Linked DNA regions of Mus musculus: all the other regions are linked to region 1. A link is a loop called in an ENCODE intact Hi-C map of the cell type or tissue named here. Cell type or tissue: left cerebral cortex. All regions are shown on one strand. Region 1 overlaps Gucy1b1 (guanylate cyclase 1, soluble, beta 1). Region 2 holds the start of Gucy1a1 (guanylate cyclase 1, soluble, alpha 1). Region 3 has its middle 36 kb from the start of Gm29921. Region 4 has its middle 7.7 kb from the start of Map9. Region 5 has its middle 24 kb from the start of Map9. Region 6 overlaps Gm29921 (a long non-coding RNA gene).

Region 1 (5,000 bases):
AAAAAAGGAGATTTATCTTCTAAACTGAAGATGCCTGTGGTATCAAATGCCAGGAAGTCAAAACACCGGTAAATACTTCCTTACAAAACATCCAAGGAGAGTCAATATTAATAGAAGTGCTAACACAAAGTGCCCACTGATGATGAAGCAAGTAACTGACTGAAGGGACCTCCTGCCATGTCAGGACCGAGGGAAACAGGCAAGGTCACACACCAAGCGAGAGAGCCCACAGGAAGCACAAAGCACTCTTCTGCTTCCACATCTACAGCTTTCCACAAGACCCCAGTAATTTGGTCCTGCATTAAAGCAAATGGTAGCCCCAGATGCATACATGCCAGGGACAAATCCTAACATGGGACAGGAGAGAAAGTGAGTGCACAGGGAGTTTTCACATGACTCCTGGGAGTGCAAACCAACTGTGGCTGCAGAGCCTGGGGTCCTTCTTAGCCCTGCCACTCTTCCCATGGTACTGTCTATGTTTTTCATCTTGCTTGTTTGTAAATTTCCTTCTTCCCCTTGTCAACAGCTGGTTTTGAAAGCTATTTTTGGAAGGTAGCTAGGCAGTGAATATTTATTTAATAAACAAACCGGAGTGAAAGCTGACTGCTCTTAGCAATTTCCCAATTTTCTCACAAAGCAAGTCTACCGATCTCATACAACTCCCTCCTTTCCCTGTAAGTGATTAAAGTAGACACAAATAAAAGCCCTAAGGAAGTTTTCAGTATTTTCAAACACATTTAGGTTATAAGTGCGTGGGATCGGTCCTGCTAACGAATGGAACCTGTAATGGTGTGTGTGTGTGTGTGTGCATGTGTGTGTGTGTGTGTGTGTGTGTGTGTGTGTGTGTGTGTGTGTGAGATCCCAAGGTGGTAGAGCTGTGCATTTTACCTGGGGGAGCACTCTGTAGATGGCATTGCCACACTGAGTGACCACTAGGTTCCGGTCAAATATGATGTGAAAAGGAAATGCTTTGCAGAAGGTGTAAGGGCTGATACGTGATTCCTGGGTACCATTCTCTTCAAACCTATCCAGATCTTCATAAAAATCCTCTTCTTTTGATTCCTTTTCTTCAATTAAAAACTGGGTGTGATCACATTCTTCATTTCTTTGCTGAATCACCTAGATGTCAATGGGAGGAAATGTGGTTAACTGCTGGTATTTTAGCTTCTTTATAATATCTGAATGTAAGGGACTGCTTATGAACATTCCCCATAATTACTAATACATAATTACTATTTATAATCTGGTATAAATTTCTCATTAGCACACATGGCCTTTTGAGTGGACTAGGAAGAATATACCGTGTTGTCCTCCTGGGGTAGGACTCCTGAACAGGGATGTTTGTACAACGAAACTATGGTTGAGACTAAACATGATAAGCAAAAACAAAGTACCTGGCTAGGAGAAACTACAGAGGTCAGAGACAGAAAAATAGCATTTTTTTTCATTGCATGCTCTCTGTATTGACACCTTAAAACTGCCACTCAGAAATAGCAAAGAGTGTTATCAATAGCATCAGGAAAAGACCTGAGCTGGCTTGGCTAAGTTCACCAGCACAACTTGATTAAAAAGCAAAATCAAGAAAGAACACAAAGACTTTTGGTTGACATGATAAAAATGTTCTTGGTACGTTTTAGGAAAGAGAAGAGAATTCACATGGAATAAGTGATTTGTAAAATCGGCTAATTTAATGTTCTTTACATTTCACTCTCCACAATCTGATAACTCGCATGTCACATGGCCCACCCTAGTTCCAGCTGGCGTGTATTCACGGAGAGGAATTGAATTTCTTTTTGCCTTGAGTAACATATAAATAGAAAGAGAATCTGTTGCAAGGGGGAAATCGCCCAGTATAATGCATTTCAAGGCCAAAAAGAGAAGACTTCTGGGGTTTTCGCCATTTTGGCTCACAGATACCGCTAATGTAGCCCACAAGCAGCAATCAGTGAGGTATCATTTCAAATGTTCCAATATTCGGAACATCTTAGCGGGTGAACACTACCTTCATGTCTATCTCAGTGCCGTGTATCTGTTGAGCAACAGTCTTGATAATCCCGATCACGATGTCCTGAAGCCCCTCTCTTTCCGAGTAGTAGTGCAGGATGAGCCCTTTGCCTTTCTCCGCATCGGTGCACCTGAAGGAAGGCGCGCGCATCCCTGGGTAAATGGTGGCGAGGTGGTCATGCAGGGCATCGAGGTTCTGTAGTGAAAACGGAAGCATAGTGACTAGGAATGTCTATGAGGTCATAGGCATGCAAACAGCAGAGAGAAGGTTCACATCTGGGTTTGCTGGGCAGATCACTAGTGTAAACGTTTACCTAGGGGGATCCTTCATGGCGCCCCTGAGATGGCTCTGAGGTAAGTACCACAGAGAGAATGAAAAGAGAGCAGAATAGTTGGGACGAATCTATGTGATTGTTAACGGCAAGTCTCAAGAGCATACTTAAGATGAAAAGCAGGCATCTAAGATTGTTGTTGTTGCACACTGTAGTATTCAGGAGAGAACATTGTGTAAATCAACCACATTCTTTTCTGCTCGCACTATAATACCCATCTGAATGGGTATTAGGCTTAGAAAATTAAACTTCCTAATTTTTGTAAGCTTGTCACTTAGAACATGCTTTCTCAGCACCTATTAGCTCCTAAAATTCAAAAGTGATTTATATTCAGATTGACCTAAGAAATAAGAAAGCTACACTTTTAATTCAATCCAGCATTTAGTTGATAATGTGTCCCATGCAGGAATGAAGAGATCCAGGAAATAGAGCCAGGCACAGAGAGTCCTGAAGGCTTACTCTGTTTCAATGAACTGAATAAATCCAGTGTCAGTCTGGGTGCTTCAGTCTATAATGACTTCTGTTTTCTTCCCTCTAATATCTCTATAAAAATCAAGTCAAGCTAGCGTTTGTTTTGTTTTGTTTTGTTTTGTTTTGTTTTGTTTTGTTTTGTTTTGTTTTATTTTGTTTTAAAACATGGCTTCTTCTGACTGCCTCTAGGGGCCGCTGCTGTAGCGTGAAACTTAAGAGGCAGTCTAGCATGCTCCATGCCATTCCTGGAACCCACCTGTCCCAGAATTTCATATTTCTTTCTATTGAGTTGAACCATACAACGGATTCTTTCTTTAACAAATTGTTTTTGTGGAAATCTTTCCCCGTGAAGAGAAGACCCGAAAGCTCCGCTGCAGGACCTTAGGACCCCTGCCGAACTTTTGATGTAACAATCTTGAAAGAGAAAAACCTCTTGAGAAGAAAATGTATTGCTAAGAGTTTTACTTTTATCTCCATTTTCCACAAAGTCAGAGCTGAGTTTGTGGCTGCATTAAAACCTCATTTCTTCCATATTACAGTCCAAGTACTGCGTTATACTCCTTGTATGAAAGAAAGCTATCTTAAATAGGTGGTTTAATACTTTTTCATTTTTCTAAACAAAATATTTAAATATTCCCTAGTCAATAGACCCACGCCATTTGCTTGCTATCAATTTTCATTTTGGTTCATTTTGTGCCCTCTGTACATTCCTACAAGCAGTCAAGACAATCCCTTGGCAGTGACAAAGGTACCATTTCTACCAGTGGCCACCCTGATGGTAAGGCAGTTCTGACACTGGACTTGGTCACCCAGGACAGGTGAAACATCAAAGGTAGCACCCTTCCTGCAAGGCCAGCCATCTGAATTTGTGCACAGGTGTGGGCACGATTAAGGTCTGAATAGTGGAAGTACAGCCTTGCTAAGATGCATTCCTGCAGGCAAGAGGGTCACTACAAAGGCTGAGCATGGTATGGTGTTCAAGCCTTTTTGTGGTAACCGAGTCTCCAGGGATTTGCTGTTGTATTGAATTTGCTACTAATTAAATGCACAAGCTGAGTGCTTTGTTGGAGCATGAGAGATTTACCACTTAATGTAATATTGATTTTCTTTAGATAGTATCCCACACAAAACTCACTCTCGGGATTTCTTCAGTTACCGCTTTCCTCACTCAGTTCTACTCTATCAAGTTTCAAGCGATTACCACGACCCGTCTCTTCTAAGAAATGGGATTGTGATTAAATTTAAATTATTTTCACCACACTTGTATTGCTAATAAATGCGCAGTCTTCACATTTAAACTACTCTAGTTACAATATCCTCTGGAAATCGCAAACAGGGACCCTTAGCATGGCCAAGAGAAAAGCTATTCACATTTGATAGCGCTAACTAAACACATTTGACTGTTCACTAACATAGCTATATTGATACATTCTGGGCAATAAACCTTTCATCACAAAACTAGAATTGTTTTATTTCTAAATATACCCATGGAGGTAAGTACAGGAAGAGAGCAGCTGCAGGGCCAGTTACAAGGAGTTCGCACATGCGCAAAAGAGCCAAAAAGTCGTGGGAAAATGTAAACACAGATGCTTCAGCAGGAACAACTTCCAGGAAGCCATGGAGCAACCTCAAATATGCTTAGGCTTCTCCTTAGCATCATCTAAAATGGGTGATGTTTTTGTTCCGATAACCAAAATCTAGCCTGAGGTTTTAATTCCATTTCTAACGGTGCTGATACCTTTTCGTGCTCCCTCTCTCACAAAGACAATAAAGGCATATTTTCTATGCGAGAATTCTGCAGCTGCCAGGCCACTTTAGCAGTCTCCTGGTGTTTGCGCTTTGTAGAAGAAGGAAAAATGATTCCTGTTACACTTGGGCTGTGGGTCTTGCTTGCTGCAGCTCGAGAAGGAGTGTGCTCTACAGATGTAGGAAGCTGTTGTTCTTTGGGGAAATACGTTTAAGGTGCACGTATATTTTAAGATTTTTGGACTACTTCAAAATGATGCACATTAAAAAAATATACCAGGCATGGCAAAAAATAAGTTCATACATAACTACAAACTATGCAAAAATCCAAGACCTCCTCTCTTTGCTCCCAGTACAGCTAATCAAAAACTTGTAAATTGGCCACAGAAATGTAGAGATAGAGACTCTGCCTGGAAAGCAAACTGGGTTTTTGTTTTTGTTTTGTTT
Region 2 (5,000 bases), 98 kb after region 1:
GGATGGCTCGAATGAGAGACAATCCCTTCTACAAATGTGCAGAAACAACCCATAGGATGCCCGAGGAAAGTCCCTCGGGTGAATAGCTCTAATCAAGTGGCATAAAAATAGTTCCATAAAAGTTGGATATCCTCCCAAAGCAAAGGAAAACAAGCAATTTCCCTGAGCATCTGACACTGAAAGTAATTCTAAAACACCATTTACTACAATTCTCCCTGCCCCCATCAATAATAGAGTTTGTTTTGTTTTGTCCAAATATTACTCTACCTTTCCGTTTCCTCTCACTTAAGGAGACTCATTCTTAAAGCTAATTATTTGGTGTTTATTTCTTAAAAATTCACTAGAGACTTGGAAGAACGTATCCTGCTATCTTAAACTAACTTATAGACAAAGTCAATATTCTCCCCTCCCCTAGACACACACTAAGTAGTGCTAGCAAATGTAAATAAGAGAAGTCATGTTTCTTTCATGGTTTCTGATACAATCCAGTGTTACATGATTTTAACTGTTCAATAAAAGATGTTTCTTAAGCCTGAAAATATCTATGACAAATTATTGAAATTTTAATCCTCTAAGTATTCTACTGATCTATTACTCATAACAGCATAATTTAGTGTCATCATTTAAGCTTGTAGGGAAGTCTACACATTAAAACAACTTTTCAGAATGTCTTGAAACAAGATTTCCTAATAAGCCATAGTTATGAGACACTGGCACTAAGTACTGTGAATTGTTTCCCATTTCTGGATATAAACCATAATTCCATATTTCTTTTCTCATGCTCAAATGGCAGAAGATACCTGAACATATACAATGAGGTCTTCATGAGGCTGTTTCTGTGTCATGCATTGCGAGACACCATAGTAAGCAAAACTACTTTATATTTCAGTGAGAAAAATGTATTTTTATTTTCTGTCTTAAACTGGAACGATCTTACTGTGCAGGTAGAAACAAAATCTACCCATCGACGCACCACACACTTCTATTAAGTAAACATCACAGCACTAAGCTTGCTAAGCGATACATTTAATACTTTATTTATGAGTCTATTTCCTATTAATTTTCTTCTTTTATTGGTTTATTCAGTATACAAAGCATGGGATTTCATTGTGGCCTTTTTGTGTATATGTATGTGTATAGTATACAGTGTTCAGAGTTGCCCACTGCCCTCCCCATCCTGTGGGTCTTCTCTTTCCTTAAAATGGTTTCTCCTTGTGTTTTCACATTGTACAGATCCAGTTGTTCTCTTTGTCTCCACTCCTCTTCTCTTTGGCTCCCTCCTTCCCTCCCTTCTCACAGTCATTTCATTCATACACATATAGAACTCTAGACTGCATATGAGAATGTCTGTTATGTCTTACGGCTGTCCACTGCCATTCATTTCTATGAAAACATCATAATTCTATTCCACTCTATGGAGGAACAAATGTGTAACTACCCAGCATGCACACATCCCGCATGATCTTCATCCATTCACTTGTTGCTAGGCACTGGAACGGCTCCATATCTTGGCTACTGGGTCTAGTAATTATCTCAGCAGTGGGCTGACACAAACTCTTTCCTGTATATACCTGAAGGAGTAGAGCTCAATCATGTGGTATTTCTATTTTTAGGTATGTTGAGGAACCTCCATTCTGACATCCACAGTAGCTTCCCAAGTTTACATTTTCCCAGGTAGTGTATACAGTTTCCTCACCCTCCTGCTCCTCACCAGCATTTGAAATGTTTAGCTATTGTATGTAGCACAACCCTTGAAGTCTTCTGCTAGTCTGCATCCACACCCTTTTGTACAGAGGCTAAGATTCGGACCAGAAAATGTTCAGCTTATCGGTGTTAACTTCTGTCGTTATTTTGCTGTGGGGTTCTAAATGCCAGTACTGCAGCGGAGTTTTTTCCATCTCCCTAAAAGTGCAACAGCTCAAATATTTGAGTATAGTTTCTGAGACTACAAGACTCCTCAAATAAATACATGGACCAGACCATTTAATAATCGGTAAAGGCCAAGTACTAGAGTTGCTTCAGAACTCCAGTTTCATGTCATCGTCCTTTGCCACCCTTGATCACTGCTACCTGACATGATACTTCCTGAAGGGGGACAACAGTCTAGGAAAAACAACAGATTGCTCTTTCTTTCATTATGAACAAAAACTCAAAACTGCTCATCTTGAAGTGTCTCCGAGAGCATGCAATAGAAAAGGTGAGCAGGGCTCCGACTAAGCCTGGCACTAGTCCGAATATAGACAAGAATTATTTTGGAACCGATGACCCTAAAAAACCATTATGATAATTTAAATGTAGGTAATCTATCTTCCTCTAAACCATGCAATATGTTGGAAATCAAGAGGCATCTAATCACTTCTGAGAGCGAGCTGGCAGCCATTTGATTTACCTCAGAAAATGTAAAGTGCTTTTTAAATGCAAAACGAAGGAATAACTCCCAGAAAGCAAAAGAAAGGCTCAGGAAACCCATACCCTGGAATCATGTGACCACACTGGGATGCAGCCCCTCACACAAAACTCACTTAGAGATAACACTGTGGACCCAGGACAGGCTGTCAACTCAGATAGGCCCGGGAGAATGTTGTGATGCCTGGCCATTACCTTCCAATGCATCTCAGTCAATAATAAGAGAAAAGCAGCTTAGAAGCAGTCACACTCACATACCCTTTGTGCAGGCACACTTTGCTCTGGTCCCAGCAGTGGCTGGAACTTTGCAGTTTGTATACTCTGGGGCTTTGAGCAGCTCCTCCATCCTCGGAGGAAAGCCCGCATGAGGGCCACAAGCTGGACTCTTAGGTCCTGGCGTCCTTGAATTGCTCCCGAGTGAAGGATGCCACCCAGCTGCCCAGGGCTGGCGGCCTTGCGTGGGAGACAGTCGCCCACGCCTCGCACGTTCCCACTGCGGGACCACAGAGCTCAGCCATAGCTGCTCCCTGACCGCTATCCCTCCCGGGAGTCCCTTCCTCGCTTCTCCCCAGCGTGGGAACAGTGATCTTGCTTCCCAGGGGTGAACGAGATCAGGGGAGGGTGTGGGAAAGGATTTAGCCAAGACTTGGTAGAGGGCTGTATGCACAGGGAGTCCCGGCCGGCCAGCGAGGGCACCGCTATCACTTACTTAGTGATATCCAGACCTGGGGACCGCAACCTCCTGGAGCTGCCACCCAGCAGAGCACAGCCGCACTAGATCACAGATGAAGGGCGGTGGCGCTGGTGATGGACTGAGAGGTGACACTGGAGTCGCACCTGTCGGTCCCGAGCGGGTTCACCCAGGGCACTCAAGGCCACACAGAGCACATCATGGTTAACCTGCGCTAGTGGCGCGGAGGGACCCACGAAACACCCCCAGAGCTGGTTCCCACCGTGCTGTAGTCACTTCTCGCCTTTGTTTTTCCCTGCCATGACCCAAAGAATTCTAGTCTGTCTCTTCCCTGCCGCACAGGACTTCTTCCCACGTCTCAGTACCGTGCCTCGTCCCCTTCTCCAGTCCCCAAACAGTAGAAAAGCAAACAGCTGAGCGAACCCACCATGATGCGATCACAGGAGGCCAGGGGCATCGGGCCAAAGGTGTCTTTGCTCCGCTGGCTCCCCAGGCTGTGCACTGCTGCTCTTCGCCTTGGGGTCCGGTCCGGCTGGCAGGCACTGGAGGAGGGCTGCCTAGAAGGCGGTGTGTGAGAAACCCGCGGCTCTGAGTCCCTCCCACTTCTCCCAGGCTCAGCTAGAGAACTGAGTCTGCTCCCGCCCAGTCGCCATCCTCCAAACCACCAAAGGCAGACACACACACACACACACACACACACACACACACACACACACACACACACACACACACACATAGCAGGGAAGGGGACAAGGAAGAGAAAAAAAGAGACTCTAAGAAAAGTTGAAAAGTTGGCACATTAAAACTAAAAACATTTTCTCTAGTACAAGCTGGTGCAGAACCACTGTAGTTTCCTGAATCTGAAACCTGGTGGGGAACTTTCTTTCTCCTTGGGTGGCTTTGGTGGCCTGGCTTTTAGGTTTGAGGCTACTCTACTCATTTCAAAGGTAATTTTGTGGTCACAAGAATATTTTTTTTTTTTTGAGTAAGGTCTTGCCTCTATTTGGTTCACTACACTCAGCCCTATTTGCTGTTAATGCATGTGTGTGTGCATAACTGTTCTTTTATTTTTAAATCATTGTTCATACACACATATGTGTACACACAAAAATGCACACACACACACACACACACACACACACACTTACTCCTGGTGTCTTTTTAATCCTCCAAGTCCAAGAAGTCTAAGACAAAAAGTTATCTTGACATATCTACTTTCGACTCATCATCGACTCTGGTCTCACTGAGGAGGCCCCACTCATATGAGAAACGTTTTGTCCAGTGAAAACAACCATAAGAATTGTCCTAAAGAATGGATGGGAGTAGACAGAAACAGAATTAGCCAGAAATGCCAAGACAGCTACAGGAACCAGGGAAACTTTGGCCTTAAGATGGAACCAAACCTCGTAGGTCCTTTGCTGGTTCTGTTTTGGGTTTTGTTGTTATTTTCTTGTCATTTCCAAAGCTTCTCTTACTCCCAGAGCAATTCATGAACTTCTCTTAGTTCAGCAGGAAAAGTGAAATCTATTCTCAGACCATGAACGTAAGGCCCAAAAGGAAACAAAAACAAAGGGACTCATAATGTAAAGCAGCCAGCCCTATCAGTTTTAAAGTAAATAAAACATGACAGAAACATTCATGTGGGGGGGGGGGCATCCCTCTGACAGATAAAATGTTTCTGAAATAATGGTGTCAGTGTGGGATCTTGAAGGGCCCTTCAGTTTTGCAAGAGGATATGTGGAAGGAACTGCTTGTTGGTAGCAGAGGAGACTGAACAAAGGGCCACAGGCAGGTGGCAAGGTGGTGGTGTGGTGGCCAGGAGATAAGATGGGGTAGAAGGTAAAGGTGAGTGGAGTGCAGGAGGATGCAGAGGGCACAGGGTGCTGTCTCTGCTGTACTGTTC
Region 3 (5,000 bases), 230 kb after region 1:
CATAAACCACTTAAAATTTACATACATCTAAGTGCTTGAAAGAGGACCAGCTTGCATGGTTAACAGTAATGCTCCTCGAAGCTGTGAGATATTAATCAAAAATCCTAATGCCAAGTGTGAGATGCCTCCATAAGAGTTCTTCATCAAGGAGACTTCAGAGGATCCCAAAGCGACAGGGGCCATTGCCATTCCTCTTGTTGCCACCAGAACTAGATGACAAGACCTTATTGCTCAAGTTGCCATATACCATGCTTACAAGACATGGTGAAATCAAACAGGAATTGAGGTGGAAACTTAGTCCTAGGAGGTTAAATTTCTTAGTGCTAGAAAGTGCTAGGCAGGCTACTTAGGTAGAAAATACCTCAACTGTGTTGCCTGACTATGAGCCCTGTAAGTTTTGATGTCAACCAATCAGGCAAGGTATGTGCATCTGTTCAGTTGTGGCATGTCTGTTATTGGAATAACCAATAGTTCTTTGAGTGCATTTGAGTCCAAATCCATAGGTGTTAATCAATGTCTAATACTATAATCCTAATCAAACACCAGTGTTTCAGGGGAGGGGTTTATGAGCTCTTGGAGGTAACTTACTCCTGTTGTTCAGATAAACTCTCATAACACCAAACTGCTGATCATACTCATTGTCAAATACTTCTCTCAGCTTTAATCAAACAAGGCTGTCAGCAATTAATTGTAGAGAACAGAGTCTCATGGCTGCACAGTGGGCTGAGAATAAGGGATGGTGAGTGATATGACCCCAGACAACAGCACTATTACTCTGCCTTGTGTGCTTTCCTTGTGGTTGTTCCTCATGGTTGTCCCCAAGACATTGACTAAAACAAATACTGAGGGTTGGGGCAAGAAAGGCAACACACTTGGATAAAGAATAAGTGGGAACACACTCTGAGGGAAAGAAACACAGACCACAGGACTGTGTACTAAGTGCATTAGAGGGGACTTCTGACATGTTTCTATACAGCTTTTAAATTTTTATCTCATTGGGTGTAGTTGTTAACATTTATTCTGAAGAGACATTGTATATCCCTGATGACCTAAAACTCGTGGAGGTCTCCCTGCTTCTGTTAATTTATTGTATTTTATGTGCATGTATTGGAAAGTTGGGGGAAGAGGGAAGTGGTCATGCCATGGCACACGTGTGGAGGTAAGAGGACAACTTGGGAGAGTTGATTCTTTACTTCCACTGTGTGCACCCAGGGATTGAACTCGGGTCATCGGGCTTGGCAGGAAGCACATTTACCTTGGAGAAAGCTTTCTGGTCAATACCAACACAACTTGATTTCTTTCTGTCCTATAACCAACATGTATGGCATCTTCAGCAATAGGGTCATACCACCAAGTTCTGCTGTACAGCCAAGAATAATGCCAATAGTCTGTATTTTGTGGGAGGTGTCCTTGGAACTCTCTGTTAACAGCATCTGTCACTGTGGGGTTTTGTTGCTGTTGTTGTTGTTGGATTTTTTTGTTTGTTTGCTTGTTAGTTTATTATTGTTGTTTGCCATCCTATGGCATTATGCCCTGGGTAGGAACACTCCAATTTCCAAACAGATCAAAGATCTCAAAGTTATACGGGAAACTGAAGTTTCTAGAAGAGTAGGGAGTACAATTCAGAATAAAGGCTCAAGTTGGGACTTTCCTAACAGGACCTCAATTGCCCATAAAATAATACCAACAGCCAACAAGTGGAACCTCATGAAAATAAAAGGCCCCTGTTCTACAAAGAAAGCTGGTACCTTGTCAGAGATGCAGACAGCATTGGAAAATTTTCTGCTAGCTAGCTAGCTAGCTGACAGATGACTAGTGTCTCAAACTAGGAAGAAGAAGAAGAAGAAGAAGAAGAAGAAGAAGAAGAAGAAGAAGGAGGAGGAGGAGGAGGAGGAGGAGGAGGAGGAGGAGGAGGAGGAGGAGGAGGAGGAGGAGGAGGAGGAGAAAAGAAGAAGAAGAAGAAGAAGAAGAAGAAGAAGAAGAAGAAGAAGAAGAAGAAGAAGAAGAAGAAGAAGAGGAAGAAGAAGAAAGAAGGAGGAGGAGGAGGAGGAGAAGAAGAAAGCTAAACACCCAACTCACTTACAACCCAGTTGAAAAATGAGCTATGGGAGCTGAGATGGAGGAGTAGTACTGGCCTTCCTTAGCTACCAGAGAAATGCAAATTAAGACTATTTTGAGACTTCATCTCTACCCAGTCAGAATGACTAAGGAGAAGAACAAAAAGGACACCAAATTTAAAAAAAAAAGTGAAGAGGTGGAGAGAATGTAGAGCCATCATTTATGGTCGGTGGGAGTACACACTGACATAGCCTCTGTGGAAAGGCAACAGTACATCAGAAAATAAGAAATGAATATACCCCGTGTCCCTGCCATACTGGGATGTAAGAACATTTCTTTATCCTACTGTAGATACAGATGTTCATCTATGTTTACTGACATTTTCAACACTATAACTAAACGTCCACCAACTGTTGATTCGATAATAGCAGACAAGAAATATGGTGTTTCCTATTGAGTCAATAATCAGTACAATGGGTTGCTAGGAAACAGAAGAGACTTAATTCCCACTGAGAACTTTGGGATTTCTTAGCAGGAAACCCACTGGATTGGAATGGGAACAGTGTAAGGACCAAGTTGAGCAGCTTCTAGTCATGCAAGTCTGTAGGCTTATAAAGCCACTTCATCCACATCCCTGGCAACAAGGGAATCCATTAGTCTTTAAAACATTTTTAGCTTTTTCATGCAACCCAATGATACAAATGTAACCAGAATTTGAAGATAAATATAATGTTACCCTCAACCCAAAGCTTTGCTGGGCACTGACATTTTATTGATGTGGTCTTCTGCTTTTGTGAAGTTTGTCTTGTTGAAGTCTGAACAGGAGGTCACTGACAGGAGGACTGTCATAGGGAATATCCAGAAAGGCTCCAAGCCTACCTTACAGGTGGATCCTGTCATCATTTCAGTTTGGTCGAGAGCTCAGTGGTGAATAATGTCTGCCCTGGCTGTGTAAAACCGCAAGCGTCTGAGCTTCCCATTGGTCCCCAGTCAATGCTTTGGAAAAGCAGGAATCAAGGGCAGGTTCTTTCCTCATGACACATGGAGTAGTGTGGGGCAGGGGTCCATGCCAACAGACAGAAGAACTAGTAAGGTAGCAGTAAAGTTCGGAACCCAGATCAAACTCATAGTTGAGAACAGTGGGAGTTCAAACTAGCTCCCAGCCAGATTCCTGTCCTGGAGCATGTGACCACAACAACCCACTAAGAGGATAATAATAGTCGGTCACATAGCATAGCACTTAAGTTCTCTAAACTAATGAGGTTTCAAAATGGGCCCCGGAGTGTTTAGCCAATAAGCTTCCCTGCCTGGATACCCCTTCCTGCAAAAGATATTTAATTTCTAGTTTACCCTGAGCAAGTAATATGTATCCTCATATGCCATGAATAAAGCAGTTTGGACAAACAAGGACTGTCTTCTTCATCAAGAACTGCCACGTAATTTAACACTCAAACTAAAACTCTCTTAAAACAACAGAAATTTCAACTAAAAAGTGTTTCAGGGAAACAGAAAATGTTCCAGGACAGTTCAAGAAAGCTGATATGTGTGATCCTTGCACTTCAGCCTATGAACTAAGGATCTTTGCTGACAGCCACAAATACTATGATCTGCTGAGTCTGTGAACCTGGTGGTGAAAGGCCATGCATTCCTCCAGAGTTTGCTAACTCACCAGGGTGCTAAGAGGTAGCTGTCTGCAGAGAAACTCTATTAACCATCCTGTGGCCATCGTCCCTGCCCCAGATATGAGGAACCTCCCTCTCTTCTGACTTGAGCCCTACCTCTTCCAACTAGAAGAATTATTGTCTCTTATGATAAAATATTCTCAAGAGTTAAGCTCTCTGTACCAACACAGGAATGAAGCATTCTTCGGGCATAGTTTACTTTTTTGCTTCATAAAGTAATTTAGCTCTTCTGTGGGAGGGGCAAACAAATATTCAGGCCACATGAGAGGCCAGAGTCCACAAGCATCATCATGGAAGTCAACAGGCAACTTCATTCTAATAAAGCTGATTGGAAAAATGTGTTTCAGATGCGTGTTCAAGTAGACTGGTACATTCTTTAGCTCTTAGGAACCAGACGGATGCTGTGGTGGTTTGAATAGGAATGGGTCCCATAAACTCAAGTGTTTGTAAGCTTGGCCATGGGTAGTGGCACTAGTAGGAGGTGTGTCCTTGTTGGAGGAAATGTGTCATTGTGGATGAGGGCTTTGGTGCTAAGGACTAGCCTCAGCTTGGAGAGCAGTTTGGAGAGAAGGGGTATCTGGCAGCAGCCAAACAAATGACTTGAAGTCAAATCATGGGTTACAAGCTGACAGCCTATGTTCTGCTTGAGATAGGCTCTCCACACTGCTCCACACTTCGCTCGCTCTCTCAGTCTCTCTCTCTCTCTCTCTCTCTCTCTCTCTCTCTCCCTCTCTCTCTCTCTCCCTCTCTCTCTCTCTCCCTCTCTCTCTCTCTCCCCTCATACACTCCATCTTGATGGAAGAGAAGAGACAAAAGGAAGAGCAGAGCAGAGAGGCAGAGAAAAGAGGCAGTTTTTGGCTTGCTCTTACCCTGTCTGAGATCTCTCATTCCAACTGTAATCACTGACTGTCATTTCTCGACTTCAGGCAGGCAGCATAAAAGCCCTGGGAGGAGATTTTCCTCCTCTTCATTCCCTGCATGCACAGGATGTCAGAAAGTCACACAGTCACATGCAGCGTTTCCCATGACGGGCCTGTCAAGCCCTGCCTGGCACCCATCACCAAGCACAGCTGCCATCAATCACTGACACTCTTTGTATTGATCTTATCATTTGCTCCCTCCAGGGAGAGGGTCTTGTCCGCCTATTCTCATTGCATTTATTTTACAGTAGTGTCTATTCTAATTCACAGGGCAAACAAAAGTCATGTAGACTTCTCGGTCAGACAGAGCAGCCTTCCAGCTTTTCACGGGTCAGGTTCA
Region 4 (5,000 bases), 300 kb after region 1:
CCAATACATCCAATCAAGCAGGTGCCGAAAGGATTCCTGGATCAAATCACGTTACAGCCACAGTATGCTAATTTCACTTCATAGTAAAAGTCTATTAAGTATAGCTGTTTCAACTTATTAGCATAACTCTACAAATGGATCGGAATGCTCTTGATTTTACCTACATATTGTTTAAAGCACACAGACTGTAAACCTTCAGACTGATGCCGGAAGGTGGTTGTAAAATGTCATTCCATTAACTTCTTACTTAGCTATAGGTAAAATAGTGATGTTTCACCTTTTAAAACCAAGCCCCAACTTCCCACAGACTTAGATGTTGAACAAGCCCTGTAAAATTGGTTTGAATTTTCTATACCTTTTCAAATATAGCCATTTTAGGTTCAACCCTCACAAATTCAAGATGCATTATTTCAAGATACAAAACAAAACAATAATTCACAATAGTCATAAGAAATATAAATTTTTTCTTCATTTTCTGAAGTGTGACTGAAAATTAACAGAGGAAAATGATCTCAATTAACATAAAATGCTGATATTTAACAAGAAAACTCATTATTGAGGAAGGCAGACACTGCATTATACAGTGGCGTGGAAAGTCTGCACACAGCTTTACAGGAAACATTCTTTTCATTCTTTCTTTAACCAAAACCCTTAGCTGGCTCTGAATTGCTTATATGCTATACAATGAAAAGTGTGGCTGAAATCTGGAAGAAATCCAAAGATTAAAAGCATCACCTTAAAATATTTACTCAAGGGCCAGAAAAGTTCACTCTGAGGCTAAGTAGAAAACTTTTATCAAAGTTTACTCTAGGGCTGGCTATGCAGCACATGTGTATAAAATATCTAAAAGTGAATGCCTGATCAGGCAGCTAAGGTCTTTGAAGCTGCATAAACTATTTGGTGGCTCTTTGGCATTCATCATGGCTTGCTCTAAACATGAAGTACTTTATGCTATTTTTAGTTCCCATGACCTGGTACATTTCTTCAACAGAACGAAATTAAATGATTCCTGTGAGTAATTATTACAAGAGAAAATCAGATCAAAATATTTTTTCTTTTACCTACAGACAAGACTTTTCCAGTCACATTTGAATGGTTTTTCTTCCCTTCATCTTTTAATGTTTAATGTTAGAAACTGAAGGATATAAGGATATAGGGTAGTATGTATATTTTTATTTGACATCTAACTTTTTATTTGTGTACATCTGTGAGATTATTTCTGGAGGAAAAAATAAACTGAGTTGCATTAAAAAAACAAGAAGAAAATGTTAGGAAAGAAATTGTGTCTTCTAGGGTATGATAAAGGTGCCTAATTAACTGATAAATTTAGGTAAACACTATTCTCATGGTATTCACAAACAGTTTATATGATTACAAATACTTGAAATTTTTTGGCATTTGTGGCAATATGTATAATGACAGCTGGTGGTATATACTTTACTCCACTGATTCTGTGTAAAGGATTTATTCTAAACTCATATATAAATACTTTATATTTATTTTAAAATTCTCGAGGAAGCTCAAGAGGTTCCAAAACATAATCAACAATGAACCAGAAGTGCATGTAATTGTATAACTACTGAAGGAGGCACAATTCAGTTTTTAATTAGCATGTGTGGTAATTTCATGTGCTTGGCCCAGGGAGTGGCACTATTAGAAGGTGTGGCCTTGTTGGAGTAGGTGTGGCCTCATTGAAGGAAGTGCATCCATGTGGCCCAGGGCTTCAGGACCTTCATCCCAGTGCCTGGATGTCAGTCTTCTCCTGTTTGCCTTCTGAACAGAATGTTGAACTCTCAGCTCCTTCTATGCTGTGCCTGCCTGGACGATGCATGCTCCCACCTGGATAATAATGGACTGAATCTCTGAACCTGTATGCCAACCTCAATTAAATGTCCTTATAAGAGTTGCCTTGGTCATGATTTCTGTTCACAGCAGTAAAAACCTAAGTAAGGCAGCATGAAGGATATTTGAGTGGCATGACCATATTAGAGAAGAGTATGTCTTAGGTAAATATTTTTACGTCTTAAAATTTTGCAGAATATAGTTATAACTATTGTCTTAGTTAAGGTTTCATTGCTGTGAAGAGATATCATGACAAAGCCAACTCTTATAAAAGGAAATATATAACTGGGACTGAGTTACAGTTCCAGGGCTTTAGTCCATTATTGTCAGGGTGAGAAGCATAGTGGCAGACATGGCAGTGTGCCAGAAGACATGGTGCTAAAGAAGGAGCCAAAGCTCTACATTTTGATCCATAGGCATCCGTAGAAAATTGTGTGGCACACTGGGCATAAATTGAGGCTAGGAGACCTCAAAGTCTGCCTCTGCAGGGACATGCTTCCTCCAACAAGGCCATAACTCCTAAGTGACACTCCCTATGGCAAAGCATTCCTACACATGAGTTTATTTGGGGTAGTAGGGAGTTGACTTGGGCCAGTTGCGAATGTAAAACCTTTAAAAAGAATTTTATGTTTTCTTTTTACATTAAGTAATAATCATTTAACTTCATAATACAAAGGCAAATCTGATCATGTAAAAAGCATCATGAAATTATTTCAAATACATAGCGTTTTAATGTTTGCATTTTTGAAAGAATAAATCATTTTAAGATCCACTATTCAAAATTACTTCTATCTACATAGGTGCATAGGATAGAATCCTTTGCTGCCATCTTCTGGAACTTAGTAACTTGTACATGCCGACAGTTTTGTTTTGTTTTGTTTTGTTTCCCCCTTCTAGAGAAAGCTTCCCAGAGGAGACAAGGAGGAGATAATTGCATTCTCAAATCATAGCAATGCTAACTGAAAATTGGCTTCTGTGAGTCACTTTATCCCAAGAACCTTCATTTGGCCTATGGACATTCCTTGAACATCCTGAAAATACTAGGTACCCATTTTGCCATTTTCTTGGGCTTTCTTCAAAACTGAGTTGTATTTATTTCTACAAAACTTATACACTTTAAAATGTAGGAAAAATATTTAAATCATTTATTTATTTATTTATTTATTTTGAACTCCAGCTTTTATTCCCCTCCCGGTCCATCCTCCAACTGTTCCACATCCCACCCCCATACCCTAACCCCACCAGACCTTTAAACTCCCTGGAGCCTCCAGTCTTGTGAGGGCTAGGTGCATCTTCTCTGACTAAACCCAGATTCTGAAGTCCTCTGCTGTATATGTGTTGGGGGCCACATAACAGCTGGTGTATGCTGCCTTGTTGGTGGTTCAGTGTCTGAGAGATCTCGGGATCCAGGTTAATTGAGACTGCTGGTCCTCCTGCAGGGTTGCCCTCCTCCTCAGCTTCTTCCAGCTTTCCTCTAATTCAACCAAAGGGGTCAGCAGTTTCTGTCCATGGGTTGGGTGCAAATATCTGCATCTGACTCTTTCAGCTGCTTGTTGGGCCTTTCAGTCATGATAGATCCCTTTTTGTGAGTGCCCCATAGCCTCAATAATAGTGTCAGGCCTTGGGGCCTCCCCTTGGGCTGGATCCCACTTTGGACATGTTGCTGCACCTCCTTTTCCTCAGGCTCCTCTCCATTTCCATCTCAGACAGGAACAATTATGGGTCAGAGTTTTAACTGTGAGATAGCAACCCCATCCCTCACTTGATGCCCTGTCTTTCTGCTGGAGGTGGGCTCTACAAGTTCCCTCTCCCCACTTTAGGGCATTTCATCTAAAGTCCCTCTCTTGGAGTCCTGAGAGTCTCTCACTTCCTGGGTCTCTGGTGCATTCTGGAGGGTGCCCCACCTCCTACCTCCTGAGGTTGCCTGTTTCCATTCTTTCTGCTGGCCCTCAGGGCTTCAGTCCTTTCCCCTGACCAATACCAGATCATGTTTGCCTCTTTCCCCTACTGTCCCCTTACCCAGGTCCCTCTCTCCCTACCCACTTGTGATTGCTTTCCTCTTCCTCCCAAGTGGGATTGAGGCATCCTCACTTGAGCCCTTCAGCTTGTCGACCTTTTTGAGTTCTGTGAACTGTATCTTGGGTATTCTGTACTTTTTTTTTTCTAATATCCACTTATTAGTGAGTACATACCATGCATGTCCCTTTAAGTCTGAGTTACCTCACTCAGGATGATATTTTCTAGTTCCATCCATTTGCCTGCAAAAGTCAGGATGTCCTTGCTCTTAATAGTTGGGTAGTATCTCATTGTGTAAATGAACCACATTTTCTGTATCTATTCTTCTGTCATGGGACATCTAGGTTGTTTCCAGCTTCTGGCTATCACAAACAAGGCCGCTAGGAACATAGTGGAACACGTGCTCCTAGAATAAGCAGAGAGACACAGATTAGCAGAAACAACTCTCTGTCATATACCTCAGGGGGCTACACACAGAATGGATGCAGATAGATGCTCTGTGCGCTAGCAGATCAGCAAAGGAGAAAATTCACTGGGTCAGCATCTTACATAACAATAGTCCAGGTTTGCAAAGATGAGAATTTATTAAAAGTGAAGATTCTGTTGCCTGGAAGATTCCAGAGACAGAGTGTTTTGATCCTACCTGGGTCACTAGATACTGTGACACTTTATTTTTTCCCTTCATCATTACCTTCAGGAACGAATCTCTGTCCCTCCTCACTCCTCGTTCCACGCTCGCCTGTAAGCTTCACTTTCTTCCTTGTCAAGTTAAGTGCTGGGGAATGTTTGACTCTTGGATGGGAGTCTGAAGGGAAAGCCTTGATTTATAGCACGCTGCTATTTGCCACGTTAAAATCCACCATAGCTGATTTAAAGCTGTCACCTTGATGTCACCGAAAGCCAAGTTGAAACTGGATGAGTATTCGGGACTCTCATGGGCTGGTGCAACTCCACTCTACCTCCCTGTGAAGCATGTGTTGCCCACCTGGACATGACCTGGCCCTGTGATCTCCCAATACATTTCCTTTCTCTTCAGCTGGCCAGTGGACAGTACTGGCCACTCACTCACTGGAAACCGTTCTTCTCTTCGGGTTCTCTCTCTTCCTGTAGCAGATGCTTGACTTGCTGTGCCACATACCACC
Region 5 (5,000 bases), 290 kb after region 1:
CCTAGATGTCCCTCAACTGAAGAGTGGATCAAGAAAATGTACTATATCTATACAGTGGGATACTATTCAGCCTTGAAAAATAAAAACATCACTAATTTTGCAGGCAAATGGATGGAACTTGAGAATATCATCCTGAGTGAGGTAGCCCAGTTGCAAAAGCATATGCATGGTATATACTCATTTATAAGTGGATATTAGCCATAAAATGCAAGATACCCATGTTGTACTCCACAGACCTAAAAAAGCTAAACAAGAAGGAACATCCAAATGAGGATATTTGAATCTCACTCAGAAGAGGGAAGAAAATAGTCATGGGGGCATATGAAAGGTGGAAGAGGGAATGAGAAGGGATATGGAGGAGGAATGGGGAGATTCAGGATCAGATGTGAGAAGGTATAGGAGAGATGGCCAGATAGCAGGAATGGGGAGATAGGGAACATCTAGAAGTTATGGTAGAGACTTGCCATATGGGAGGCACCTAAGAATCAATGGGGGTGTCCATAGCTGAGACTCATAGCAGTGGGGATATGAAACTTTAAGAGACTACTTCCTGTACCTATGCAGGAACCCTAGTGGAATGATAGAAACTTTCACAAAACTTTCAACCCAAATTTTATCCTGTTTACAAGAAATGCAGGAAGGGGGCTAACTGATAAGTGGCCCAACTTGAGACCCATCCCATGGGTGAGCATCAATCCCCAATGATACTCTGTTACGCTTGAAGACAGGGGTCTAACATGGCTGTCCTATGAGAGGCTCCACCAAGCACCTGACTCAGAGGGAGGCAGAGACCCACAGCCAAACAGTGATGGAGCTTGGGGACTCCTGTGGAAGAAATGGGCTTGTAGGGCCCAAAGCAGGTAGGAACTCCATAAGAAGACCAACAGAATCAAATAACCCGGAACCCTGGGGCTCTCAGAGATGGGCTGTACCTACCCCTACTCCCTAAACAAATGTAGCAGATGTATAGCTTGGTCTTCATATGGGTTCTGAGCACCTAGAGCAGGGGCTATCACAAAAGCTGTTGCCTGTCTCTGGGATATGTTCTTCTAGCTGGTCTGCCTTGTGTGGCCTCAGTGGGAGCAGATGTACCAAGACTTGATGTGCCAGGGAGAGGGCATACCCAGGGGAGAAGGGAAAAGGACTGTTGGAAGGGGTGACCAACAGAAGGAGCAGTGAGTGGGATGTAAATTAAGTAAGTAAGTAAATAAATAAATAAATAAATGAATAAATAAATTAAATAATTATAGATGCCTTAGAAAGAAAATCCCTTTTTCCTGAGAACTCCTAAGGCAGTTACCAAGACTCCTTACATGAGAAGCACTAGCTGGTAATATTTTGCCTCCTCAAAGACCTTAAAACCCTTAAGAACTCATAAAGCCTGGAAAGGGATGGCCCTGGAGCCTACGCTTCATTAGTTTCATGATAAATCTGTTTGGTTTGCATTAATTAGTTTATGCTAATATGAAGAACCAAGTATTTCTTAGGTCTTCTATTCAGTGCACAGGAGATGCACAGCTGGAAAAGCCTAGAGAGATAGCAGCTTGAGACACAGAGTGGGAACGACAGCAGCCTGGCCGGGTTTGCTTTATACATGTTATACACCGGTGGGTTTTCCAACCTTTCTCAGAATGTAGCAAGTGAAGGCATTGCTCAGAGGACATTGCTTCTCCACATCTCACTTCCTCTAACTTCAGAGTCTGTCATACTTTAAATCTTTCCTTTTAAATACACAAAAGCTTATTTTATCTGTACCAGAACATATCATAGAAAGTATCTTTAATAAACAGATATGCAAATATACCGGTTTTCAAACTCATTTGCATTTAATATCTTTATATATTATACTAGAAATATTCAATAACTCTCAGTAATAAATAATAATAATAATAATGAAGAAGAAAAAAATAAAGTTGGGAGGGAACAAAGAAAGAGAAAACAGTTTGGTAAAAGTTGAAAGGAGGTGGTGGGTAATAAGATCAAAAGATATTGTTTAAATGCACTTTTCTAAAACCTCTTAAAACAACAGTTTCAAACAAACTTGTGTGATCACAATGACTACGTAATGGCAGCCCAGCAATGCCACCTGGGCTTGAGTGTCTGGAGTGTAGTAAAGGGGACAGAGTTCTCTGCGTTGTCTGCTGTGAGCATAGCCCAGGCTCTGCTCTTGAGTCGGGATCCTAGTTTCTGGTCCTTGGTGGGCTCATGATGTCCTCACTGAAAATGATCCTACATTAAAGGACCTTTTTGAGTTATGCAAACCTCTAAACTAGAATTTCAGAGGACAAAGTCTGCCATTCTCTGAGCAAATGTCAGGGTCCCGTGCTTCTTCCTTCCTCTCCAGAGCTGGGGGTGGGGGTGGGGGTGGGGGAGTGGGTGTCCGTCTAAGCAGGCAGGCAATGAAATTCTGTTGAATCAGGAATCTTACGTTCTCAGTCCTAAACGTGATATCCTAAACTTAAGTAGCATGTGCTCTTTTCGTTAGTACACGGCAGTGAGACAAAAATAAAAAGATGGTCAAAGGACAAATTCTGTTTTCCTTTAGAGACCTTTCCCCTAGAAATGGTTCATTAGACAAAGAGAAAACTAGGAACTAATGACCGACTGTTCCTCAGGCGCAGTCGCTGCAGCATTGCGTTATACTGCCCCCTGGAGGTTATCTGCTGCCGTTGCACAAGTTCACGCTGTTGAAATAAAAAAAAACGTTGTGTGCTCAACAATTGGCCAGGGAAATGTTTTCAAGTGTTTCTGTTGTTATTTTGTTTTGGTTTTGTTTATGTTTTAGAGTCGCGAGAGAGCTTATAGGAATTCCTGAAGCTTTTTGAGACATTAAGAAACCTCTTCCTGTTAGAATTCAGACTGCATTTAAATTTTGGATGACAGAAAATACATACAGCAGTATTGCTTACATTTGAGTACGTCAGCTTCTGGAGGTACATTGTCTCCATATGAATGTTGGAGATATATTGGAAGAAATGAAAGTAGGAGGAAGATGGGACATGAAAAGGCAAACAAAGGCAGAGCTGGTGAAAGAGGGAGAACTTAGAGTATAAAGTATCCAGTCTGAACTGTAAGGCTCCAGTATCACTAGTTTCTTTCTATCAGGCACAGTGCTGGACCACAGCCGTCCAGCCCCACAGCAAGCTACCCAGCCTACTCACCCAGCGTCCCTGTGCCAGGTCAGCACCTCCTCACTGCTCCTCTCTTCAGAACCGGATGATCCAGGAGAGAGATGGGTGCTTTACAAGGAAGAGTGCAGTGGGGCCTCACTGCGGGGAAAGGTGTGATTGTGCCTACAGGATTGAGTCAAGAGAAGATTCCAGAAAGACAGTTACTAAACGTGAATATAAGTATAAAAACTGTGCAAACTATAAACACTGTATAAAAACATACAATAATTCACACTTTCTTCATATGGGCTTCAGGTCAAATACATTTCCTTGCATGCAATTATTTAACATACAAGAAAAGAAATTCTAGATATTTGTTGAGTCCCACGGGGCATTTTGACACATCTCTTCATTTTGTCATGTTTAAGTGCAATGAAACTTCAATTGGATCTTTATATCAAGACATTCAAAATCCTTCTGTCTATGTTTTTGAAGTTATTATTAAGTCACCTGCTCTGGAAGAACAGACCAGAATACTTGATACTGTCTAATTATCACATAGTGTCCCATCCCTGGCCTTTTCTGGAAGGCTTTACTATCTGATTAAACAGTTTAGCCCAATCAGAAAACAGTTAAACCTTACATTAGAGCCATTTGCTTGTAACAATGTTCAATCTACATATACCTGTAGATAGACACTCTTCCTACCACTAATCAGCCACACTTTCATAGGCAAATTATAGAGAGAAGGGGAGAGATGGAGAGGGAAATGGAGAGGGAGACTGAGATGGAGAGGGACACAGAGGAGAATGTTGTATAGAATAAATTCATATATTTACCAGTAAGCTGAGGCAGATCTTTAGACTTTTCTAAGGTGATTTTTATGAAATTTACGTTGGCTAACAAAATTTTTATTGAATTGGAAAATCTCTCAGAATCTTTCTCCATGCAAAGGAAATGAATAGTACTTCTTTTTAAAAAAAACATAATGATGCTTTATGAGACAATCAGTGTCTTATTCATAGCATCTAGAAAACACATTTATTCTTCACCCCAAACCTAGCCTTGTACTTAGCTCATTTGATTTGGAGAAGTTTAACCCCAAGATTTGAGAGAACAGAGTCCTGGCTATACATTAAATGGTGAGGTAAGCCTATTCCCACCATCTGCATCTTCCTCCCCACAGTGATGAACAGCTGTGCAGCTCCACTTCCTGCTGTCAGTCAAGCCACCAATGAGATCCCCCAGAAAAAGTGAGAAGACAGCTCAGAGCATTTGCATTGGCTTAAGTTCTTCTTATGTGCTGAAGACTAGTTTTCCCCACGATTAACTTTCTGTTATTGTTTTTATTATTTTTTTTATCTTTTCTTGGCTTTTAAATTGTTTGTCTGTTTTGAGACAGGGTTTCTCTATGTAGTCCTGGCTGCCCTGGAACTTACTATGTAAACCTCAAACTCAGAGAGGTCCCCGTGTTCTACCTCTGAAATTCTGGGATCAAAACAATGACCACTACATCTGGCTGACTTTTCAAATTTTATCTGAGATTCTTTTTTATACTCTATTCTGATCATGATTTGCCTCTCCCCGAACTCCTGTCGGATCCTCCTTGCCCACTCAACCCTATGAACAAACAAAAACAAAGTCAACAACAACGACAACAAAAAAACAAAACACACACACACACACACCAGAAACGTACAAGCAAAAGACCAATAAAACAAAAACAAAAAATGCCCAAACAAAACAAAATGAAGCAAAAAGTCTACAATGATATCATTGAGTTTGTTATTTGCTGGCCAACAACTCCTGTGGATAAGGCCTACTCTGAAGTGTAGTTATTATATCTAAGGAGATTCTATTGGGGGAAACAAACTTTTGCTTTGTCAGTAA
Region 6 (5,000 bases), 140 kb after region 1:
TAGTTAACCATACTGAGTTTGATGATTATACCCCAACCACCTACAACAGCAATCTGCTGGCAAAACATACCTATGCAATAATGGCACAAATGTTATAAGAGTAACCAACAACTTTTGTTTCTTTTCTTTTTTTTCCTTTTTTTTTTTTGTGTGTGTTTGTTTTAAGGCCCACTCATTAAGATGAATCACATACCTGACACTGCTAAAGTGGCCAAGAATCTGAGAATAGATCAGTCATAGGCCTAGGGGAAAACTTACTACTATTATTCTGCTAAAGAATCACAACAATAAAATGTCACCTAATGATGAATTGCTGTACCTACAGAGCAGAGTATGGCTCAACTCTCATCAGAGAAGCTTCTTCTTGTAGCATATGGTAATTAACGAAGAGATCCACACTGAAAAATGTGCAGAGAGTGAGAGATAGTGGAACATTCCGTCCTAAATGGGATGTCTTTATAAAAGCCCTACCTTCAAGGCTCAGAAATACAAGAGAAAGAGGAGACAAAAAGACTATAAGACCCAAAAGTAGTGATGTCATCAAAAATCAGTGTCATCTCAACACAACAGAAATGGTGGACATGAGAACTCAGAGACTATACCAGCATACACAATGTCTGCACACGTTCAAACAAGACAACTCCCTAGCATAGAGAAGGACGAGTGAATGAAATCCCCATCCCTAACTGAGAAGCTATTTGCAATGGATACGTAGTGGGGAAGGGAAATAAGTTCTCTTCAACAGAGGGAGACAAAGTGTATCAAGCACACTCTAAGGCAGAGCCCGTGCCCAGGAGTAGTTAGTTGGTCAACAAAAAAACAGACTCCATGTTTTTTGCACGTGATTCTTGTTTGCTTTGTTTTGTTTGGGCTTCATATGCTATTTATTATTATTATTTTATTTTTATTTGTTTTTCTGCTTTGGTTTTAGTGTTATGTTATTCGGTTTGTTCTGCTTTGTTTCTTGGAGACAAAGAAAAAAATCATGAAGTTGGGTAGATAGGGAAGTGGAAAATATTTAAGGAGTTAGGGGAAAGGCAGAAATATAATAAAAATGTACTGCATAAAACTTTCAATTACATTTTTAATAACTAGCTGAGTTTGAGATAACAGGAACTCATCAGTGTGGAAACATCCAAGTCAGTGAAGATAAAAGCAAGAACAACAGAAAGGAAGAAACAGGACTAGGAAAGGATGTGTACCTTGAAGAGGTATTCTCCAATCACAAGGTTTAACAACAAAGAAAATACGCAAATAGGCAAGTAGTCCTGCATTTGTGATCACAGTTAGCAATGGAAGCAAAGAAGGGCAACCAGAGGTATTCTTCCCAGATGGCTATTGGGTAGTTTTGTGGATTCAATATGAAGTATCCCTAATAAGTCCATGCCATTGAACTGTTGTTCCTTCTGGCAGTGAAGTTTGCTGAAGAAATGTGTCGTTGAGTATGGGCCTTGAGCCTGTATAGCCCATTTCACTTTCTGTCCCTCCAGTCCCTTCCTTTCAGGCTATTAAAGGTCATGCAATGTGACCAACCACCTTCCCATCTCCTGCCATGTTCTTTTCTGCCATGATGGATCATATTCCTCTGGAACTGTAAGGCCAATTAAATCCCTTTCCTCTTAAGCTCACAAATTTAGATGACTTCCCCAAGCAAAGATCAGAAGTCATGCTCACTCGGTTGCTATTGTGCTCCTAATAGTGGAGAAGGAAGCGCCTCCTGCATGGGGTGCTATAAAGGATGAAAGTTAAGGTTCCATATATTCCATCTTTACCTCTGAAAGGCTCAGCCTTTGAAATGTTCCTCTTCACCACTAGTATTAACCATTGAATCCCTCCAGGGACTTTCAATTTCCTTAATATATTTCTCCTTAGAATTTACCAAAATCCTAAGAGACTTTTAAGACATACCAACCATAGATATGAGGCAATGCATGTATTTGAAGAGGGGTAGAGAGAAATATTCTTGACTGAAATAAAGTTGAGAAATGCCCAATTAAACAAATTCTTAAGCCCCTTAGTAAGCCAGTAGCATCTCTGAATTGCATATAATTATATAAGGGTGCCCCTACAGCCCATCCCTTGTACTATGGAGATGTTATGTCACCTGCCTTTCCCATCGACCCCCACATAGAAAATGCTGACAAAGACACAGGGAAGCTGCAGCCCAGTGAAGTATCTGGTAGATCTGTCATCCATCCTTCCATGCTCCATTGTAGGATTTTTTTTTTCCAGTGATAGGAATCAAACCCAGAGTCTTACTTGCACTTGCCTGGCAATGTACCACTGGGCTCCAATCCTAGCTCCGCAGATGTTGTTAAAAATGCCCTTGGTACTGTTCCTCCAGCAATGACATAAGCAACATAAAGCAAGACCGAAATCTGTCCCATATGGCAATCCTCCTCTTTCTCCTCTTTTTCCATCCAAGCCTCTTCTTGATTTTTCTATCCAAAGCATCACAGATGTATTAATTTCTTTGTTTCATTCTTGATTCATAAAAAAGTAATCAGTACTTTAAACTCTTATATTTCTTTCTGTGGCTTGGAATAAAAAGAAAACAGTATGTTTTGCCCATCCCAACTTCCCACCCAAAACTTCCATAATTATAAGGTTTATCTGTACTTTTGAAGGAAACCTATATAAAGTTTCCTAGCATTCTTTTATGCCTTGCTATGTACTGAAGAAAAAAGGAACAAAATGTGTTTTCTAACTCTTTTTGATAATATCTCCCTTGTGGTTTCTTTGTGTTTTTTCCCCTAACTTCTCAAGACAGAAATATTTTTTTCAGTCTTAGTGTAGCAGAGCTGGAGCTTCACCAATAAGAATAGAAGTCAAATCTTAGGTATAATTACTTTCTCACCTAAAAAGGAAGTAGAACCCAATTATTGGCCTTTCATCAAGTTCACTGGCAAAAAGACTGAGTTAACCACAGTTAGGGTATTGTTAACATGACAATTTGTTTGGAATTAGGCTGTGGGAAAGAGGAGTTTCTACCAAAGGTTAAGCCAAGTTAAACAGACAAGGGAAAAAATACTGTTATTCCCTTTAATCCAAGTCTGGGTTAAAGGGTTGATTATGTGGGAAGATGGCAAAGGGTCAGAAATGCAAAACTCATGGAATCTGGCTGCTTGACAAAGGCCTAAATATAACTTATGGCTTCAAGTGTTTTTTCCTATTTTGTTCCATCAATTTGGGAATTCTGCTACAGATTGCTATCAAACCCAAAGGAAGTTATTTATTCGTTTTTACAAAAGGCTTAGACACTCACAAAGTAAGTAAAACATCACTAAAGTACATAACATATCATAAATATTTGTGTGATTTTACACATGTCTCATTTTATCAGTGAAATGGGTATGTTTCATATGGTTTTGAGACACATTGTGTAGTTCAGCCTAGCAGTAAACTAGAGATCTTCCTGACTCAGTGTCTAGGACAAGGACAGAACTTGATTCCATAAGCTGATAAAACCAAGCTGGGAGGATTGACTGCACTGTATCAGATCAAGGCTCAGATTGATGGCATTGCTGTGCTGTTGTATTCCTTCAGCTGTGCACTATGGCTTGTTTTGGCACAGTCATGGCATTACACCCACATTGTGTTATGATTCGCTATGTTTATCAGTATGAGTATTAGAGCTTTGTTCTTCACATGGACTGACTTTCTTATTGATGAAGAGATGCTTCTTGTCCAGGAACCACGATTCTATGTTCATTTAATCTTTTGGTTGCACTTTTAAGATTTAAATGAAAGTTTCTAAACCCACCATTTCCCCTTTTGCCCGTACTTCCCAGATCAATGTGTAATACCTGCCTGCCCTGACTTAGATCTATTTCAAATTCACAGTACTTTTGATTAGAAATAAGTTTTTCCAGAGCTCACTTTACCCTGCTTGAGGACATTTCAGAATAGTTCTAGACAGCTTCCACATCCTTTTGAATGTATTTTCCTTGTTAAGCAGAGACTGCCTTCCAAAGGCTACAGAGAGGAATACCAGTGGCAGTGGAGAAGCTCAGAGTCCAGGTCTGAATTTAATAACAATGTTCCTTTGCCTTTTCCCTTCACTAAAATTATCCTCTTCAGTGTGCCATGTAGATTTTGTTCCAGAATAAGTGAAAAAATATCCCTGACATATTTTCATTCTGTTTGTGACTGTATAGGAAATTGGAGAGTGGGCATGCTTGTCATTCTATAAACAGAGAACTATGAAAAGCAATTGCAGTGTTTATTTGGTACAGATCATTTACATTCCCTCTGTATAGAATTTTTAAGGCAGTCCGCAAAATGACACACTATCTCTTATTTCAGCCCCCGATAGTATGGTGTCTCTTTATTTTTTTTGAAACCACCATTGAAAACGGGGGAAGGTGGAGATGCTATCTGTCTCTATAAAACAATTGTATGGAATCACTGGGAATCCAGAGTGGAAGCTTTGCCTTTTCTATGATGAATGCTTTGTCCAAGTGGGGAATTAAAAGTGAAGGGAAAGATATAAGGAGGCTGAGAGGACAGCAGAAAAAAAAAAAAAAAAAAACAGAGAGGAAAGGAGGCCATATTCTGAAAAAGAAATCTAAAAAGCAGAACAAGGAAGCCATATTAGTAAACAGGGCAAGAAAAAGTGAACTTAGGTCTGGGCATCTTCCAGCAGTCCATGTGTCTAGCACTTGGTTACCTGGGCATGCTGTTATTGAGAAATGTTGATTATGGATCATTTAATAGGTAGGGTCTAATAAGAGGCCTACTTTTGGGGATCATGTTTTGGTAAGGCCCATCTAAGGTTCTGCTGATACTTTACTCAAACTGATGAAAAAAAATCCATAAAGTTTTAATTGGGAAGAGAAATTCTGATGTTGGACAAGGCCATGCCAAAATAACACAAAACAAACAAACAAATACATAGTGCTATGTTTGGCCTGCCATAGACCTGGAACAAATTCAAGGGATTAGTGACTGTGACCTAGATTGGTAGGAAAGCTGCCAGTAGATTTCTCCAATAATTCTAT

Evidence for each region. A loop is a pair of places that touch in the nucleus more often than their neighbours do. Peaks named below come from ENCODE experiments on the same cell type or tissue, not always from the same donor. Only the 100,000 strongest peaks of a DNase experiment are listed, where the experiment ranks them.
Region 2: a loop joins it to region 1, with 2.4 times the contacts of the local background. A loop is called at or near these places in 2 of 42 quality-filtered maps.
Region 3: a loop joins it to region 1, with 2.4 times the contacts of the local background. A loop is called at or near these places in 2 of 42 quality-filtered maps.
Region 4: it touches region 1 in a loop (4-fold over the local background); 9 of 42 quality-filtered maps call a loop at or near these places.
Region 5: it touches region 1 in a loop (10-fold over the local background); 33 of 42 quality-filtered maps call a loop at or near these places.
Region 6: a loop joins it to region 1, with 2.3 times the contacts of the local background. A loop is called at or near these places in 3 of 42 quality-filtered maps.

Annotation. Positions count from the first base shown.
Region 1 is chr3:82,044,511-82,049,510 of GRCm38, forward strand. It overlaps Gucy1b1 (guanylate cyclase 1, soluble, beta 1), which reads right to left. Exons shown (of 14, transcript NM_017469.4): 5 at 2,003-2,200; 6 at 889-1,119. Among named protein-coding and RNA genes, the nearest start is that of Gucy1b1, 28 kb to the right of the region's middle. In left cerebral cortex, a CTCF peak has its summit at 2,994; DNase peaks (open chromatin) are centred at 1,761, 2,093, 3,046, 3,651 and 1 more place; H3K27ac peaks cover 1,212 bases.
Region 2 is chr3:82,142,148-82,147,147 of GRCm38, forward strand. Gucy1a1 (guanylate cyclase 1, soluble, alpha 1) reads right to left here and starts at 3,799. Exons shown (of 9, transcript NM_021896.6): 1 at 3,525-3,799. Gm29921 (a long non-coding RNA gene) reads right to left here. Exons shown (of 9, transcript XR_867373.2): 8 at 4,501-4,621; 9 at 4,251-4,402. In left cerebral cortex, a CTCF peak has its summit at 2,080; DNase peaks (open chromatin) are centred at 1,401, 2,463, 2,654, 2,951 and 2 more places; H3K4me3 peaks cover 3,054 bases; H3K27ac peaks cover 1,736 bases.
Region 3 is chr3:82,270,027-82,275,026 of GRCm38, forward strand. No RefSeq gene overlaps it. Among named protein-coding and RNA genes, the nearest start is that of Gm29921, 36 kb to the left of the region's middle. In left cerebral cortex, no CTCF peak of the experiment used is centred here; DNase peaks (open chromatin) are centred at 2,183 and 4,731; H3K27ac peaks cover 1,508 bases.
Region 4 is chr3:82,347,850-82,352,849 of GRCm38, forward strand. No RefSeq gene overlaps it. Among named protein-coding and RNA genes, the nearest start is that of Map9, 7.7 kb to the right of the region's middle. In left cerebral cortex, a CTCF peak has its summit at 2,673 (motif pointing left); a DNase peak (open chromatin) is centred at 2,699.
Region 5 is chr3:82,331,189-82,336,188 of GRCm38, forward strand. No RefSeq gene overlaps it. Among named protein-coding and RNA genes, the nearest start is that of Map9, 24 kb to the right of the region's middle. In left cerebral cortex, a CTCF peak has its summit at 2,660 (motif pointing left); a DNase peak (open chromatin) is centred at 2,623; H3K4me3 peaks cover 211 bases.
Region 6 is chr3:82,188,950-82,193,949 of GRCm38, forward strand. All of the region lies in intron 2 of Gm29921 (a long non-coding RNA gene), which reads right to left. Among named protein-coding and RNA genes, the nearest start is that of Gm29921, 45 kb to the right of the region's middle. In left cerebral cortex, no CTCF peak of the experiment used is centred here; DNase peaks (open chromatin) are centred at 2,330 and 4,116.